Regions from separate parts of the Homo sapiens genome. Here region 1 is linked to region 2. A link is an interaction called in ENCODE POLR2A ChIA-PET data of the cell type or tissue named here. Cell type or tissue: A673. All regions are shown on one strand. Each heading gives the region's core, and the rest is flanking DNA. Links, peaks and the distances in the headings are about the cores only. Region 1 has its middle 200 kb from the start of PLN. Region 2 has its middle 100 kb from the start of ASF1A.

Region 1 (10,346 bases), core at 2,712-5,211, 440 kb before region 2:
TTGAAGAGGTGAATTCTACAGGATGCTCTCTCCACTAAAGTACAACCATCCTCCTACCTAACCACTTATTTGCAGGCCTGTTTTGACCCTGTCCCTGATTCTATTTCTGTGTTTGTATTTGCAACACAATAATGAATGTTAAATGGGGTTGGAGGGGAGAGATAAAACTAACATTTTTAAAAATTCAAAATGAAGACTTTCAGGCAGGCTCACATCCTGACTTTCAGAGACACATACCAGATCCAGGGTTCCCTGCTCTACATGGCCCACTGCAGAAGGAACAGTGGAGCGGGGTATAACAAATAATTCATGTTTGAATAATCTATGCTTATTTAAGAAATATGTGTGTGTTGGTGTGTGTGAGGGCATGTGTTCTAGTTTCTAGTCTTCATAATAAAGACAATAGATAAGGATTTGGCAATGGCATATACTATATTTATATAATGATATAAAATGGAGTTTGGGTTCCCCAGAAAGCAACTCTGTGATGGAGATTGGCACACAGGAATTTTACGGGGGTGGGATTGCTCTCAGAGTCATCACTTGTAGAGGCACAAAAGGATTATTGCTTAGAGGAAGAAGTTGATCTAGGATACAATAGCAATTAGAGCCTCCGCTGATACTACACAGAGGTTGGATGGCCTTCAGAATTGTCCCCAACTGGGGCAAGGGCATTTGTATTCTTGAGTGAATCAGTCATATTGGGTGTGGACTGCCCTCAGGAAAAGGGCATGACCTTGGGCAAGAAATCTCTCTTTAGCCTGAGGGAAAGTCCTGGAGAAGAACTGAGCTAAGAGCTATCAGCTGCCAACGTTCCCAGAAGGTGGGGGAATAAACACCTGAGTTCTGGAAAGAAGAGCTCAGAACAGCCTACCTCAGTGTCTCCTATACAGGTACTTGCCGACTGACTCTGGCCTTGACCCCTGCCACACACATGCATGCATACACCACACACACATGCACACCCACATGCATACACACTTTGGTAATATGCAAGTGTTTCTAGAAATAAGATAATGTACTGTAACACAGGACTCATTTAACTAATATTTTACTGGAGTACATATTTCTTATCTCTCCTTTCATCTCATCCTAAAGAAATATGATATCCTTGGGGCAGATTTTAGTTTATCCCAAAATTAACAATATAATCCCCTCTCAGACCTCTCTCTAGTGTAGAATATGCAGTCAGGTATTAGAAAGAAACAGAGCTGGGGCTAAATCTTAATTCTGTAACATACAGTTGTGTGGTGATATACAAACCATTTAACCTCTATCACTCTTAATTTCATCATCTGTAATGCAGGGAAAATTAAAGCACTTTAGTGTTGTGAGGATAAAATGAGATAATGCAAGTAAAGCGTTTAGCATTGTCCTGGCACATAGAAAGCTTACAACAAGTGATACTATGATTAATACAGCATGGATTTAAATATACAGTGGGTCAAATCATGGCTGTTAGTAGAATAAGATCCAGCAAGGTTCTCCAAGAACAGAGGTAGCGAACATATTCCTGAAAGCTGCCTGTAGAGGAAGTCCAGTCATTTTGTTTCATCACTACAAATTCTCTGTTCCTCAGAGGCTTGCTCCGTATGAATCCTTGCTAACCTATGTATGGATGAATAAAGGTGAGATTTCAAAACACGATTGTATCTAGTCTTAGTCACAAAAAGCCTTACTCTAAACCCTGAGTAAGGTTGTGGTAAGAAACACAGGGCACCCCATTATCGTTAGTAACCACCAACAAAGGCTTTATTCAGGCATCACTTCCTGGCCTGGATTTTGGGTCCTTATTTCACCCTTCTGTGTCGATTTCCTTTTGTAAACCAGTTTTTAGGCTTCTCAGCTTCACTGTTTATAGCTATAAGAAACATTCACCAACTGTCTATGCAGGGAGCTCTTTGTGAATCTGGGACTGTTTCCTGTGCACACAAGTAGATGACATTTCCCAGCATCCCTTGCAGTCTGTGTGACCAGTTGACAAGTTCTAGCCAATGAAACATGAGCAGAAGCGGGGTATGCCATGACCAAGCAGGGTGACTAGCTGTCCCTATTTACCCAGGACTGAGGGGTTCCCCTGGATATGGAACTTTCTGTTCTAAAAGCAGTATATACAAAAGTTCCCTTTCCTGGCCAAAAATAAAAATAAAACCAGTATAATTTGAAGAAAATCAGGTTGAGTTGGTAACCCTAGTTCCTGGCCTAGCCCACAAAACTTCCTGCACATCACATCACTGCCATGTTTTTTCTCCTTTCAGTTGCTTAAACAGCCATCACAAACAGCAAGCTCGGAAGCTGTATTTTGAAGACAGCAGAGGCCCTTGTCAACCTACCCACAAGAAGAAGCCACCTTACTGTCACCCCATTGACTTGGAACATCCACTATGTGGAAAAGATACTTCTATTGTACTTAAGTCACCACAGCCTGGGCCTATTTTCACAGCACTTTAGCCTGTCCTGACTAATGCGCAGGCACTCTATAAACAGAGCTAAGACGCAGACTTTACAAACTTGAATAACACAAAGGCAGGCACACCTGAAATACATGCGCTAACTCTTGGGGAAAGTTTTTACAAGGAGAATCGAATTTCAAGAGAAATGAGAGGCAAGGAAGGAGAGGCTAACCCTCATTTTACCCAGCTCAAGTCCACCATGAGAAATTCCCAAATCTCCTCTCAGGGATTAATATTACTTTAATAAAATATATCACACACTTCAACCTTGCAGGCTGCTGTAGCAAACAGAGCAGGGATTAGAAGTCAGAATAAATAGGTTCACACCAACTGCAGCAGGTAGCAGCTGAGTGGTGGTTGTAAGTCAGTAACCTCTCTAGACCTCAGATTCCTCATCTTGGATATGAAGGTTTATTCTACTCTCTGATCAAGCATCTTCTATAAGCCAGTCCTGTGCCAGCTACTAGAGATACGAAGATAAGATATGATAAAGTCTCTCAAATAGAAAACAGGCTAGCAATGTCTTAAAGTGAAGTAAGGCTTTTGGTCACCTGGGACCAAAGCAAGAGGAAAAGAAGAGGGAGAGTTTTAAGTCCTCTCTCTCTTTTTTTGTGAGACTGGGTCTCACTCTGTCTGCCCACGCTGAGTGCGGTGGTGTGATCATGGCTCACTGCAGCCTCAACCTCCTGGGCAAAAGCAATCCTCCTGCCTCAGTCTCCTTAGTAGCTGGGACCACAGGTGCATTCCACCAGGCCTGGCTAATTAAAAAAAAAAAAAATTTTAGAGATGAGGTCTTGCCGTGTTGCCCAGGCTGGTCTGGAATTCCTGGATGCAAGTGATCCTCCTGCCTTTGCCTCCCAAAGTGCTAGAATTTTATGGGCGTAAGCCACTGTGCCTGGCCAGGTCTTCTCTTTATATTACTAAGTAGACCATGGCAATGAATAACTTTGCCAGGCTCTGGGATCTGTAAAGTGAAGAGCAAGGAGCAGAATCCAAGATGCAAGGAGTCTTATGAGCAGTAGGAAGTGAGATTTCCTCAGTCAGCAACCATTCAAACATTTATTCACTGCCTCCCAGTTGCTAGGCTTGTGCTATCCTCTGGATTCAAGGATGAGGAAGACACCTCCCCCTAGTTCTTCCTTGTTCAGTGGGGCAGCAAATAAATACACACTAAAAAACTAAGCAATGGGTGTCATGACCAAGGGGACACAGAGCGGGGCTTCTTATGTGGAATTGTGGGGCTTAGAGAAGGCTTCCCAAGGAGCTAAGCCATGAAGCACAAGTATGTGTTAGCCAGATGGAGGGAAGAGGGGAAGTGTTGGAAATAAGAGGGAACATGGTGACTTGGCCGAAGGGAGAGTAAGAGTGTGGAACAAGGAATGGTGCCAACGTGGATGCAGGAGCCAGAGGAAGAAAAGACCTGTCTTCCTCTTTTCTTCTCTCTCTTCCTCCTTCTCATCCTCCCTCTCTCTCTCCCTCCCTTCCTCCATCCCTCTCTCCCTCTCTTCCTTCTGTTTTTCTTTCAATGTTAAGGAGTTCGCACTTTATCCTTAAAGTTGTCAAAAGCCATGAAAGTTGTTTCAGCAGAGGTCTGAAATGTAGGAACGCCCTGACAGCAAGGAGGTGCAAGGATTAGACAGGAAGGAGGACCACTTAGTGGGGTCTGCGATCATCCAACCAGCTGGGAAATGACAAAGGCCTGAATCAAGGCAGTGACAGGTGAGAAGAGGAGCTTACGGCTATGAAGGTTTTCTGGGAGGCAGAATTTACAGGAGCTGGGGACTGTTTGCACCTGGGGCGTGTGTTGAATAGAACCTTGGAGGCAAGAGGCTTGGCTTATCCAGGGAGTCAGAGGTAAATAGCAAACTTCAGACATCAAAGGGCACAGTTAGATTGAAAAGTGAGTGAAAGTTGACTCTGTCTAAGGCTGTGAAGACATAAGGGACGACCTGGTAATACCCTTTAGTCAGGACAATAGAGAGCCCCAGATGACCTCAGGGAGGGCGGCTGCCTCTTGGGGGTGAAGTTGGGGAGTGAAAATTCTCAGTGGAAAAAAGGTTGCATAGCTCATCCACTAATGCAAAAGCTTGGCAATGTTTTAGCTTTTGGAAAAAATACAAAATGGCCCCGGTTCACTCAAATACACAAGACCCACTCTAGCTAATAGCCACGTTCTTGGGCTGTGATTTGACTAAGTAGTTTAAAAGATAGTTTATTTAATGTGGAGTCCTTTCGCTTTTAGGGTTCAGTATGTTTGAAACTGCTGTTTCTTTTCAAAGTTTCACAGCATCTCCAACTGTTTATAATTGGAAATTAAAATAAAAAACTGGAAAGGACAAAGAATTCATTTAACTAAAAAGGAAAAAAAAAGTTTGCTGTGTCTTAGGTGTTAGCCTTCCATGTGGACTAAACTGCTACCCTTTAATTTTCATGGTGTTCAGAAATTACAAGGATGTGGCCTGCAGTAGAAATTCAACAAAGTAATTGAATTAGAGAATTTAACTTGTCATTTGTGGTTATTCAAAAACCAGAGGATGTATTTCTCCAAGAAACCTGTCCTGGGGAGGTTTCTAGCCTATAGAAATGTGCTTTCTGGAAATTCAGAGAGAGTCTTAAAGACGTAAAAGTCAAATTACTGTTAACAGGAGAGAAGGCTGAAGCTGCTCCTAGCCAGCATGCCAAGCAAGGGTCAAAGGAGCAGCCAATGGCCGTGCCCAGACACTGTCTGCCCTAGGCCAGCATGGCCCCTCCCAGGACTAACATGGCGAGCCCCAGCAGAGAAGAAGCAGGGAGCAGGGGATAAGAGGGCAGGCTCTGCAGTCAGGCACATCCGGGTTTGAGACCTTCTTCTGCCACTTCCTAACCTGTCAGCTTGGCCATATTCCCCAACCTCTCTAGACATCAGTAGAACTTACTCTTCATCTATCAAAATGGAGCTAATGCTTCTTTCTTGGGGGAAAAAAAAACAACCTCAGTCCACCAATGTAAGTGACACACATGCTATCCTCTCTCAGGCTAGAAGCAATTTGGCTTAATTATATCTACTATTTACAGATACCATTTACATACCAAATTCTGCCAAAGATGCCAGGCATGGTGGCTCACGCCTATAATCCCAGTACTTTGGGAGGCCGAGACAGGTGGATCACCTAAGGTCAGGAGTTCGAGACCAGCCTGGCCAACATGGTAAAACCCCATCTCTACTAAAAATACAAAAAATTAACCAGGCTTAACCAGGCGTGGTGGTACATGCCTGTTATCCCAGCTACTCAGGAGGCTGAGGCAGGAGAATTGCTTGAACCTGGGAGGCAGAGATTACAGTGAGCCGAGATCATGCCACTGCACTCCAGCCTCGGTGACAGAGTGAGAATCTGTCTCAAAAAAAGAAAAAATAAATTCTACCAAAGAGAAGATTTTTATCTTTCAACAGGTGGGAGGCCCTTGGGTATTCTAATCCTAGTTGATCTACGCTCTGCTGTCACATCAAAACATCACTAAATGAAGTGGAAAATCCTCTGGCGTGTCCTCTTTAAAGTAAGGAGATGGGTTCTAGAGTATAGGAAGGGTTATGACCTCGGGGAGATGCTGTGACGACTACAATTTAGAAACTATATGCTGCATTGTAAATAGGATCATGTGCTTCTCACCAGCTACCATCCAAGATAAAGAGCATGACACAAAGCTTCAGGAACCCACAGGCAGGCATGTTTACACTAGCAAATTATAAGCAGATGAGTTCTGTTTATCTGCGTTTATAAAACTCAGCCTGGCCCAGATACAAAAGCTCATTAGGAATCTACAGTGTGCTCTAAGTTGTACCTGTGTTGCCAGGGTGCCAAAACAAAGGGCTGATTTAATGACCATAAACAATCAACTCAACTTGTTGTTTGACATATACAAAACTATACTGTAGACCATGTTCCAACAAAGCTAGAGTTGGCCAACTGAAGTTTTCTTTTTTCACTTGCCCAGGTATTACACAGACAGTCATGTTCCTAGAGCATATACCTAACAAGCCAAAATATTCAGGTTTAAAATTCAACTTCCCGCTATGCTTTGGATGGACTGTGATCTCAGTGGTCTTTTTCTTTGTGGACCAGCTGCTGATTAGGGCTGTCAGTCACAAAGCATAGGGTGTACTGTAACTAGCTTAAGCAGAAAAGCAATTTCTTGGAGAGTATTAGGTAACTTTTTCCAAAATCCCTAAGAAGACAAAGGGATGGGACTTGGTACTAAGCAGCCAGGAACCGCAGACTTACTGCAGTCCCAGTCCTGGGCACGGGACCCCACTGTCAGCCACCACTGCTGTCTCTGAAAGCTGCTGCCTTTTCATTCCACTCAGACTCCTCCATGGGAAGCAAAACCACACCTCAGCTACTTTCAGAAGAGGAGTGTATGGGTGGGCCAAGTCACATGCCATCATCCTAGTTCAAAAAAGGCTGGTAAGCTGAATTCTAATTCCTACATTGGAGAGGTAGGACTCAAGTGGGAATGCCCCTAAATATAGAATGACTGGTCAAAATGCAGTGGCCAGCCAAAGTATGACATGCGTATCCACAAAACCATAAAGTATATCTTTGTCTTACTTTTCTTGGAAACCATTTGGTTTATAACAAGATCAAAGTTTATAAGGATAAATATAGCAAGGTATCTCCTGGTTTTGAATTGACTTATGACTACAGTATGAACTCTAAATTCAAATAAATGTATATGCCACTAACAATCATTTTCCTAGTAGACTACCCAAAATGGGTCTGATCACCAGAGTTGATGTGGTCTGTGTGGTGCTGTGAAATAAGCAGCTTAAAAATGAAAAAGGTCTTACTCATTAATCTGTGTAATTTTTCACCTGGCTACATCACATGAGACTTTCTTTATAACAGATAAAACAGAAAGCTTCTCTCTTTGCCTAGTAGTTTATATTTCATGAATATCTGCTTCCACTTATATGTCCCTTTTTTCCCCTTAAAAAAACATGTTTTTAAAATTGTGCTTAGAAATCAGACCCAACTGTAAATCAGGGAAACAGCCCTTGTATACATTTACATCTATCAGGTTTCTGGGTTATACTAGTAATAGATGAAATAAAACTGAATCACCTCCCTGCATTCCACTAAAATGCTCATGAATTAAAATATGGCTACTTCAACCTATAAGCCCCCATCAGGCCAAATAGGAAAATGCTAGAGGTATTCTCGTTATAGTCAGGAATGAGAAAGGAACATCAACAATTAAATCATACAATTTTATACTTATATGAAGATAACTACAAAACCTCTCACTATGAAACAAATCAATTCCCTATGTGAAAATTAAAAGATAAGTATAAGCCAAAAAATTGGAAGGTAAAAACTTAATATTTTCTTTTATCTCCAGGTAAATACTTGTTAAACAAAAACAAGGAAATCATAAGGGAAAATAGTAGTACAGTTTATTATAAACAATTTTTAAACAACATTAATATGCCAAAAGTGCCATAAATAAAATTTTAAGTATAATAGCGCAAAGAGAAAATATTTGTAAAATGTGACAGTTCATTTGTATTTTCATCATAAATAATTCTTATAAATAATGGGACAAATAACCTACGAGGAAAATGGGCAAAAGACAAAAAAAAAAAAAAAACATGTCCCAACAGTATATTTTTAAAAATCCATCTTACTAAACCATAAAGAACTGAAGATTAATACAACCAAGTGAGTGCTGTGTTATTTTGTTAGACTGTCAAAGAGTTGTAAATGATAATACTATCATGAAATAAGGATTTATATGTCTCTGATTAATGTGAAAATTCATCAAAGAAATTCAGCAATTTGATTTGAATCTTGAAATAAAATTCATGCCCTTCGACCAAGTGTTAGGCCAAGTGTCAGGTTCCAGCCCAAGCTGAGGACTGAGGGGAGTGGGTAGACCAGTGGCAGGTAGCTGGAAGAATACTCAAGGAATCATAAACAGTTTCAACATGGCTTTTACTCTCTCTGGGTGTGAGCAAGCCCAGGTGCAAGCTGTGGGCATAAACCTGGGCACGAGCCTGGCCATGAGCCTGGCCTCAAGCCAACCTGGGTGCAAGCCATAAGTACATTCTCTCTCTGGGAGTGAGCCTGGGCATAACCCATATGTACAGCGTTAGCAGGGTAATTATACCATTTACAGACAACAGTGGCTCCGAGCCAAGCACAAGCTCACATGGGTGATCACCTAATGTGCCTCACATGGTGTGGTTTCATAATGTGCAGAGTTGTGCACCTGCACTCCAAACCCATTGAGTCATGCTACATTGGAAGGCCACCTTGGCCTACCCTTGACTGCAGCACATTCATTTTCCTTACATCAAGTCACTTTAATACTAATACTATTTACTCAGGAAATAATTTTTAAACAATAGACTCAACAACAATAAGCTAGACTATAGCAGAAGAGAACAAAAATGGAAGACAACATGAGGTAGCCAGCAGAGTTCCTTGTGAGAGCAAAAATGAGCCAGTTCCTGTGGAATTCATGGCCTATCTATCAGGAATTGTTGATGGAAAGGGTGCTGTGATGTGGCCATCACTGCTGATGGCCCAGGTATGGCTAGTGACACCCACCAGTGTCCAGGGAACTGATGATGAGGGATTCACAGCCACTGTCTCCTGATAGTCCCACTCCAGGTCTCTATGAGCATAGCAGGCAGTTTACAAAGGGAAAGTCTGTGAACATTTCAGCCTGGTACCGATCCATGTAAATTTGAACAGTAGATGTAACAAAAACTAAACCTTGAATTGTTGCTTATTAACAAACTATAAATTACCTACTACAAGAAATGAAGCCCAGTTGCCAGACCAACATAGGATATGGACAACTAACTAGATGAGGTCTCAGAAAAAGCAATGGAAGGCTTGCTGACTTAGAGTCTAATGCAACTTTAATGTAATCTTTATCAAGCAACTATGCTATAATTTCTCTGTCCATGTTCCATTAGAACATCCAAAATCATCTACCTGAACCATCAATCCCTTGCTGCCATTCTTGATGACAAGTTGGGATTTTCTAATTCAGTAAAAAAATAGAGTATAAGAAACTAGCCGCATGTAAAAACCCCAAGCTTAGACAATCTCTCACTGAGCCAGATAGAGGGAGCCTGGATAAAAATCAACACACTATGCCATCCATTGCAGCTATTATTAATTCAAAATTCCCCTAACACTTGTGACAAATTTTTAACATATCTAAAATTGATAGTTCCATGTGTGCCAAACACCCTTTATATGGCCTATGGATGCAAACAGACATTGTTGGCTTTGTTCAACTTTATGCCTTTCTCTATTTTACTCATTATACCTCAAACCACATTGTCACTTTCAGTTCCTCAAATACATCAAGCTTATTTCTTTCTTGAGATTTATGTACCTGCTGATCCCACCTCCAGGAATGCCGTTCCCTTGAGTCTTTACATACCTACTTACCCTTCAAGTCTCAGAACAAATGAGACGTTTCTTGACCTTTCTAGTGATTCTCAACTAGCCCTGTATAATTGGTTCTCAAACTTGGCTGTACATTGGAATCATCTGAGGTTTTTTAAAAACATTGATGCCTGCATCTCCTCCCCAAAAATTCTGATTTAATTTGTCTGGGGTAAAGTCTTGGCATTTAATTTTTAAAATACCCCCAGGTGATTCTAAATTGCATGAAATTTTAGAATCACTGGCCTATATCTTTTCACCATATTTGTTTCCTTTATAGCACTTTGCAGGCTATAATAGTGATTAATGTGCTTTTTTTAAATTTATTGGCTGTTGACCATAAAGGCAGGATTTATGTTTATTTTATTTATCACCAAAAGTATTTGATGAGTGAATACATAATGGAAAAAAATCACTGAGCATTTCATATTCGACATTAAAAAGTCATAGT
Region 2 (9,432 bases), core at 199-2,698:
TGTGTCTTACTTGGTTGGAAAGCAATTGTCTGTGGTGTTTCAACACACCTGATGCAGACTGCCTTTTCCAAGATATTTGTATACAAAACAACAGTGGAAGATAGGCAGAGGGCAGGTCTGTTTCCTTGCAGGGATAATAAAGATAATGTCCCTCTCCAGGAGAAAGATTGGGCAGGCTTGTTAATAGTCCCCTTGGAAGACTGGGAATATCTTAAGCTCCAGGTTCCTTGGCTGTGACATAATGCACTGCGTGCACAGCAGCCACCTGGGCCCACCTCTGCATCACCCCCATGGGACTTGGGGCTCCCAGGGAACCCATGGGAACACGAAGCTCACGCTGCCAGCTGTGCTGTCATGAGGTCTTTTGTTGCTGACTGGGAGTCTCATGTCTTCTGCTAGCATCAATGGAGCTGCGACTGGCTCACTTGTGAGCTTCCAAGCAGGGCAAAAATCTCAGATCCTTCATAGTTGTTGACATTGTTCTCTCTTATCATCCTTTTGGCTCATTATTTGATTTAAATGTTGAGGAAGATTAGAGAGAAGTTGTGATAAAGATAAAGGCACATCATGTGGCTAATGTGAGATTAATGCTGTTCTCTTCAGGGTCCTGCCAGCTTCCTGGTTATCTTTACTTTTCCCCTGCCCCCCATCTGAGCAAGCATCAAGTCAGTGCATTGCAGACACAAACCTAGTTATCATTAGTGCTAGCTTCTGGCCAGGTGTGTTGGCTCACGCCTGTAATCGCAGCACTTTGGGAGGTTAAGGAGGGAGGACTGCTTCAGCTCAGGAGTTCGAGACCAGCCTGGGCAACATAGTGAGACCCCCATCTCTACAAAAATTTTAAAAAATTATCCAGGCATGGTGGTGTGAATGAATGTATGGTCCTAGCTACTCAGAAGACTGAGTTCGGAGGACCACTTGAGCTCTGGAGGTCGAGGCTAAAGTGAGCTGTGATTGCACCACTGCACCCCAGCCTAGATGACAGAGCCAGACCCTGTCTCAATAATAATAATTGTTCTGCCATGTACTGAGTGCCTGGTATCAGCCATTCCTCATTCCATGATCTCTGTTTCTTCCAATAGTTTTGAAAGCTTAGTATTATTACCAACCTGAAGCTAGGAAGGGCTAAGAAACTTTGCCATATCACAGAGCCTCATGATGCGGCAGGATTCTTACGTGTATTTATCTCGTAGCAAAGCTCATGTTCCTTCCACTGCAACCTCATGCTACCTCAGCTATTAGAAGAGGATTTCAGAGGAAAACAAGGAACATGTTAATGGTGATGTTGGCTGGTTTGCATAGCTTCCTCTCCCCAGTGCCTACACCTACCCCATTTCCTGATTTGCTGCCCTATTTTACTTGACCCCATTACTTCCAATCCACAGCTGTTCCTCAACCCTTTTCCCATTAGCATCTCTTCTTTTTATTATTTTTTAAAAGTTAGCATCTCTTCTTAAATGCAGAGATATTCATAGTATTTTTTCACAGCTGATTAGAAATCTGTGCATGAGGAGATGGGCTAAGAGATACAGGGTTATGCATGATGTAAGAGAATAATGACAGGAAGCACATGATGAACTGGCACTCAGCAGCAGTGAGAGAGTAATCCATGACCTCAGCTTCCAGCCCGTGGGGCTTCATACATGTCCACCGGAAACCTAAGTTAGGAGTGCACTCTCCAAGTCTTCCCCATGGGGGCTCATTTGAGGGATGGCTGCCATCCAGCCTATATTTCCAGGAAATGGGACTTCGATTACTTGTAGTGTTAACTTTAAAGGAAAGAGATTTTGATGATTCTTTAAAGGGAAAGGACATTTGAAGAAATGTTGAATGAAAATATAGAACAATCCACAACTCGGCTGGGCGCGATGGCTCACACCTGTAATCCCAGAACTTTGGGAGGCTGAGGCGAGCAGATCACAAGGCCAGGAGATCAAGACCAGCCTGGCCAACATGCTGAAACCCCATCTCTACTGAAAATACAAAAATTAGCCAGGTGTGGTGACATGTACCTGTAGTGCCAGCTACTCAGGAGGCTGAGGCAGGAGAATCACTTGAACCCGGGAGGCAGAGGTTGCAGTGAGCCAAGATTGCACCACGGCACTCCAGCCTGGTGACAGAACAAGACTCCATCTCAAAAAAAAAAAAAAAAAGAAAAAGAAAAAAAAAAAGAGAGAGAGAAGAAAAATTGACAACTCACTTTCATTTCCAGTCGCGTGGCCCTTGCTGCCACATGTGCACCAGCTATGAAATTCCCTGTGGTCTGTGAGCAGGTGGTGGAACACCTGCTAAATGAGCTACTCACTTACACATATCCAAGCACCTCTATTTTCCCACAATTCACCAAACCCCTCGGCCCTGTTGGTGCCTTGGGTTGTGGAAGATTTGAAAACAAAAGTGTATTTACAAATTCATCCTCACCATTACATGGTATAATACTATATTTTCCCAGCAGAATTTTTATTCATTGCTGCCTTCAAGAGTGTAGGCACATGCTAAAATATATGAGTTCAATAGCTTAATGTTGGTTTCGTCTATCATTAGAGCTGAGTTGGTAAAAATTATATAGTTGAGAAGCCATTTGGAAAGGCAGAGATGCAAGAAGACCAGAGTCAGAGGAAAGGGTAGAGAATGGAAAATATCGGTTCATGAAATGACGGAATTGATCCAAGTCACTGTGGCTAATCAAGAAGGCCCAGTGAAGGGTGAGAAATCTGCAAATCTTCCTTTACTGGTGTATTTCTTCTTATTCAGCTGACCTCATTCTGTTCAGGTCACATCGCCCAGGCCTCTTGAACTGTACAGGAGGGAAATAAAGAGACCAGTGATGAGACCAAGGGAAGGAACTGGGCTTGGCCTTGGAGAGTGCACCCACAGAGGTTCCCAAAAGGAAAGAAGACACAGTTTACAGTTTTCAATCTGTTTACTAGCAGTCTCTGGCATCTTCTACACACAGTCAAACCAACCACAGCTTGCCCTCCCGTCAGCCCAGGCAGCTGCGGACCGCTTTCTGATTGATGTGAATCCTCCTCACTGCACGTCTCCTCATTCTTACTGATTTGGCCAAGCCATACTGCGGTTTTATTGACAGACAAGATTCATTATCCAAAAGCATCAGGTTTGTGTTGGTTTGGTGGCTTGTAGAACAAGGTTTACTTCTTGTTGATGTGATTTTGGTGTTTTTGTTTTTGGTGTGAAAAATGTGACAGGTTTTTTTTTTTTTTTTTTTTTTTGTTTTTTTTTTTGAGACAGAGTCTGGCTGGGTTGCCCAGGCTGGAGTGCAGTGGCACAATCTCGGCTTACTGCAACCTCTGCCTCCTGGATTCAAGCAATTCTCTGCCCATCCTTTTCTTTCCATTCATTTATTGAAAGTTGGATTGAGTGCCAGCCACTGTCTATTGTCTCTAAAAATGTTAAAATTCCCCTACATCATGTCGATCCTATGTTAGTCTACACAGTATGTTTAGCCCCTCTGAGCTCATAAGAAATGAGCTGGTAAAATGAGAGCACGAGCTCCTGGGTATAGAGAGAAAGGAGACTAAAACGTCTGTGAAAATGAAACATTTAATTAAGCTGACTGATTTTAAACTTTTTCAAACATGAAACATATGGCTCTATAAAGCATGGAACAGGAAGCCAAAAAGTGACAAGCTGGTCAAAGTTTGATTTTCTTTCAAATCTACAAACAAGGCATTTAAATGTTAAAATGATTCAGACCCACGACTGGGATGTTCCCTAATTTATTTTTCTCTTTAAATGGTCAGAATACAGGCCAAGTATGGTGGCTCACTCCTGTAATCCCAGAATTTTGGGAGGCTGAGGCAGGCAGATCACTTGAGGCCAGGAGTTCAAGACCAGCCTGACCAACATATGGAAACCCCATCTCTACTAAAAATACAAAATATTAGCTGGGTGTGGTGGCACAAGCCTGTAGTCCCAGCTACGCGGGAGGCTGAAGCAGGAGAATCACTTGAACCTGGGAGGGTGCACTGAGCCAAGATGGCACCACTGCCCTCCAGCCTGGGTGACAGAGTCAGAATGTCTCAAAAAAATAAAATAAAAGGCCAGAATACAGACCTCTTCAGGGCCTCAGGCCATAAGCACTTTCAGAATCCTAAACACAATAAAGCCTCCAGAGCCAGCACTTCACCACCTTGCATGTAGAAGGTACTAAACACACGAGTTGAAATTTATTTAAAAAAAAATGCTGGACATTGTTTTTCCCTGGAATACATGATCACACTTTTTAAGACTCTCTGAATTGCCTATAATTACCGGAAGGCCTCATGTTTCACACTAATAATTCCAGCATTAGTGGGAAGCTCAGAAGACATAAGGAAAGACAGAATTCATTATTAATGAAAGTACTGCCGCCCTCGGAGGAAACATGTGTGTCTAATGCCCAACTGACTTCATCTTTTCGTCAATAAGTCCATGCTCTCTCATCATTGATGGCATCTATTGGTCGGCTCACTGGAGAGGACCACAGCTAATTAACAAACACACTTTGGCCTTAATGAAGCTGCTGTTTCCGGTCTATGATACTACTTCAAGGGTACTACATCAATATAAATTCAGACTTTTCCTGCTTTCTTGATTTTACTCTTATTATAGAACTAAATTCCGATTATTTCTTTTAAAAGATGATTCAATTAAGCTCCCCATATCTAATGAAATGCACACATTCTCACATATTTTATATTTTAACATGAGATGAATTCACTTAAAAGAGTAATTTGTTTTTTGCCTCCTCCTCCTGCTTCTTCTTAACTGGGGGTCTGTGAATGAATTCGTTTTCTAGGCCTGCCATAATAAAGTACTACAGCCTGGGAAGCTTCACCTCCAGAAATTCATTTTCTCACGGGCTGGGACGCTAGAAGTCTGAGATCAAGGTGTTGGCAGGGATCACTCCTTTTGAGGGCTGCGAGGGAAAGAGCTGCTCTAGGCCCCTCGCCTTGGCTTACAATTGCTGTCTTCTTCCTGTGTCTTCGCATTGTGTATTAGTCTGTTCTCACATGCCTAATAAAGACATACCCAAGACTGGGTGATTATAAAGGAAAGAGGTTTAATTGACTCACAGTTTCACATTGCTGGGGAGGCCTCACAATCACGGCAGAGGGCAAGGAGGAGCAAGTTACATCTTACTTGGCAGCAGGGAACAGAGAACTTGTGCAGGGGAGCTCCTCTTTATAAAACCATCACATCTCATAAGACTTATTCACCATCAAGAGAACAGCACAGGAAAGACCGCCCCCATGATTCAATTACCTCCCACTGGGTCCATCCCACATCACATGGGAATTGTGGGAGCTACAGTTCAAGGTGAGATTTGGGTGGGGACACAGCCAAACCATACCACATAGTCTTTCCTCTGTAGGTGTCTGTGCCAAATCTCCTATTCTCATAAAGACACCAGTCATATTAGATCAGGGCCCACCCTAATGACCTCACTTTAATTCCTCTGTAAAGACCCTATCTCCAAATGCAGTCACATTCTGAGGTACTGGGGGTTAGGACTTCAATGTATTAATTTAGGGAAGTGGCGGGGAAGGAGGGAGTTGTTAGACCATTCTTGCATTGCTATAAAGGAATACATGAGGCTGGGTAATTTATAAAGAAAAGAGAGTTAATTGGCTCACAGTTCTGCGGGCTGTTTAGGAAGCATGGCACAGGCATCTGCTTGGCTTCTGGGGAAGCCTCAGGGAGCTTTCATTCATGGCAGAGGTGAAGCAGCATGCCACATGGGGAGAGCAAGGGGAGGGAGGAGCCACACGCTTTTCAACAATCAGATCTCATGATAACTCACCATCGTGGGGACAGCACCAAGCCACAAGGAATCTGCCCCCATGACCCAAACACCTTCCACCAGGCCCCACCTCCAACACTGGGGATTACAATCCAACATGAGATCTGGGTGGGACAAACATCCCAACTATAGCAGGGGGACAAAATTCATTGCATAATGATGAAGAGGAGGTGAGATTTCCAAGGAGAGACAATGGAATGCATCGTTAGGGGCACCTTCTCTGGAGTCAGATCATATGTGTCAGACCCTAACCCGCTTCTCACCTATGTAATCTTGGGCAAGTTTTCTTTTCTGCCCTTCGGTTCCCCTTTCTTTAAAATGGGTTCATAATGATACCTTCTGCAGGGAGCTTTTGTGAAGATCAAATAAATGCTTTTTACACGAAAGCCCTCTGTTTATTACAATAATTTCAAGCTTTTCCCTTAAAATGCTTAAAGGGTGCTTATGCATTCCCCTCATAAGGGAAGTGAATAGTGTGTTGACACGCCATAAAAATGTAAAACGTATCTTTATATGTGTGGTGAGGTGAATTGAGATGTCTATTTTAAAATTGTATTTTATAATCACAATTTTCTTTTTTTCTTTTTTGGTGAGACAGAGATTTACTCTTGTTGCCCAGGCTGGAGTGCAATGGCGTGATCTCGGCTCACCGCATCCTCTGCCTCCCAGTTTCAAGCGATTCTCCTGCCTCAGCCTCCCAAGTAGCTGGGATTACAGGCATGTGTCACCAAGCCCGGCTAATTTTGTATTTTTAGTAGAGACAGGGTTTCACCATGTTGCCCAGGCTGATCTTGAACTCCTGACCTCAGGTAATCCGCCCGCCTCGGCCTCCCAAAGTGTTGGGATTACAGGTGTGAGCCATTGCGCCCGGCCCATAATTTTCTTTTATACTCAAAACTTATAATACCCCTTGTGTTAGGGCATGAAATGGATTGTGGGCCATACGTGGCAGATTTCAGTCGAGACTCTACCCTGCCAGCCTTCTCAGCCAACCCCTACCTCTTCTCCCCCATCTGAACCAGAGGCAGCTTTCAATTGTGGGCCTAGTTCTTTCTGAGCAAACCTGGTCCAAGATCAGGTTCTCCAAATTCAGATGCCTGCCTTTATTTTTACAATGAAAACCTAATTCTGGACCAGCGTTATTCTGTACTGGTATATACTAGTAGCTGAGTATTTCTGGAGAAAATCTGATAATCATGTAGGCAGTTTCCATAAAGATATCACAGCATTTAGCCTCTCCTGAGCCCTCTGCACCACTGAATCTTTCTTCATATCCCTGGTCCACACCACATCCCAGACTCATAGGCAGCTCTTCCCAATCTCGACCTCTGCACACAAGCCCTGTACTCAGAGCCTACTACTCATGACAACTCCCTTATCCTTCACCAGGAACATGGTGGTTCTAGCAGCACAAAACTGCTTAATCCCACACACGCTGTAATGGTTAATACTGAGCGTCAACCTGATTGGATTCAAGGATACAAAGTTTTTATCCTGGGCGTGTCTGTGAGGGTGTTGCCAAAGGAGATTAACATTTGAGTCAGTGGGCTAGGAAAGGCAGACCCATCCTTAATCTGGGTGAGCACAATCTAATCAGCTGCTAGCATGGCTAGAATAAAAAGCAGGCAGAAAAATGTGAAGAGAGAGACTGGTCTAGCTTCCCAGCGTACATCTTTCTCCCGTGCTGGATGCCCCCTGCCCTAGAACACTGGACTCCGTGTTCTTCAGTGTTGGGACTCAGACTGGCTCTCCTTGCTCCTCAGCCTGCAGATGGCCTATTGTGGGACCTTGTGATCATGTGAGTTAATACTTAATAAACTCCCCTTTATTTTTATATATATATATATATATATATATTCCATTAGTTCTGTCCCTCTAAAGAACCCTGACCAATACACACACCATGCTGAATCTCTCCTTCAGGCCTTTGCTCTTGCACAGGGAAATACCTCCTCTTTCTCTGGGCTCCTCTGCTTTTGTCTAATATACTTTTACACTTCTTTCAAGACTCAACTCAAGCATCACGTCCCTCTCTCCAAAGCCTTGCTCATTCAGTGTCTGCTATAGTTTGAATGTTTATGTCTCTCCAAAATTCATGTTGAAACCTAGTACCCAATGTGATAGTATTCAGAGGTGAGACCTTTTGGGAAGTGATTAAGTTACGAAAGCTCTGCCCTCACAAATGGGATTAATGTCCTTATAAAGGAGGCTTCAGAGAGCTGCCTGGCACTTTCTCCCCTTCCACTCTCTGCCACATGAGGACACAGCATTTGTTCCTTTCTCCATATGAAGAGGCAGGAAGAAGGTGCCATTTTGGAAGCAGCAAGCAAGCCCTCTCTAGACACTGAATCTGCTGGAGCCTTGATCTTGGACTTCCCAGGCTCCAGAACTATGAGAAATACATTTCAATTATTTATAAATTACCCAGTCTGTGAATGCTTTGGTATAGCAGCAAGAACAAACTAGAAAACATCTCTGTCTTAGCTAAACAGGTATGTATTCCTCCTTGGTGACCCCATCATACCCTCCACACATCTCTAGCACTTTTTCTAATGGAATTGCTATATCATTGATTCATCTCTCCTAACACACTGAGTTCCCTGGGGGCAGAAGCCTCATGTGTTCATTTCTGAACCTCACTGTCCGGCGTAGTACATGCTAACATAGTAGATGCTTCAAGGGGCTTGTCTTCTCCCCAATTATATAGACTACTGAAGTCATTTGTGTGCCCAGCTCCTGAAGAACAAGGCACCAAAGTCATAATAATTTTTGATTTCATCTCCAACAGGATTCTTGGTGTCAAGGAACAAAACCCATCTGTGTTGATTTGAGTATAAAAGGATTTTGCTAAAAGCAATTTGGTAGCTCATTGAATCGGTAAGAAGATCAGAAAGTTGGACTTGACCAGGAGTGACAGCTCACACCTGTAATCCCAGCACTTTGGGAGGTTGAGGTGGGCGGATCACCTGAGGTCAGGAGTTCACGACCAGCCTGGCCAACATGGCAAAACCTTGTCTCTACTAAAAATACGAAAATTAGCCGGGCACGGTGGCGCGCACCTGTAGTCCCAGCTACTCAGGAGGCTGAGGCGGGAGAATTGCTTGAACCTGGGAAGCGAAGGTTGTAGAGCTAAAATCGCACCACTGCACTCCAGCCTGGATGACAGAGCAAGACTCTATCTCAAAAAAAGAAAGAAAGGAAGAAAATTGCACTTAAAAATAGGTATAAAAAAGGTAAACAAAAGGCAGCCTGGGCCACAGTCAAAATCATACTATCAAACCACGCCACTTGATGTCCAGCATGCACTGCCATCCATGGCATCACCAGCTGTTCCTGGAAACTAGAGTTCATTGGGACACCTACCATAACCCTCCCACTGGGCAGACTATCCACCCTTCCTGGACTCCCTGCTCCCAAGTCCAAATGGGGTGTGGAACCTTAGTTGAAGTGCTGATACTCTCAGTTCAAGGGGAAGCTGGGAAGGTGGGTAGCTGGTGTTTTCAACCTGGCCAGAGAAGGTATAGGACTTCCTCAGTGAAGATGGATCAGATAATGGTGGACAGAAAAATTAAAAATATCAATTATAGATCCCTTAGGTCTAGCATAGGCTGGCAAATAGTAAGTGC

What was found. Peaks named below come from ENCODE experiments on the same cell type or tissue, not always from the same donor. Only the 100,000 strongest peaks of a DNase experiment are listed, where the experiment ranks them.
Region 1: POLR2A ChIA-PET joins it to region 2 with 12 read pairs; 2 of 35 experiments call an interaction of 5 or more read pairs at or near these places.

What each region holds. Positions count from the first base shown.
Region 1 is chr6:118,345,068-118,355,413 of GRCh38, forward strand. No RefSeq gene overlaps it. Among named protein-coding and RNA genes, the nearest start is that of PLN, 200 kb to the right of the region's middle. In A673, for the core only: no CTCF peak of the experiment used is centred there; no DNase peak of the experiment used is centred there.
Region 2 is chr6:118,786,632-118,796,063 of GRCh38, forward strand. No RefSeq gene overlaps it. Among named protein-coding and RNA genes, the nearest start is that of ASF1A, 100 kb to the right of the region's middle. In A673, for the core only: no CTCF peak of the experiment used is centred there; a DNase peak (open chromatin) is centred at 1,630.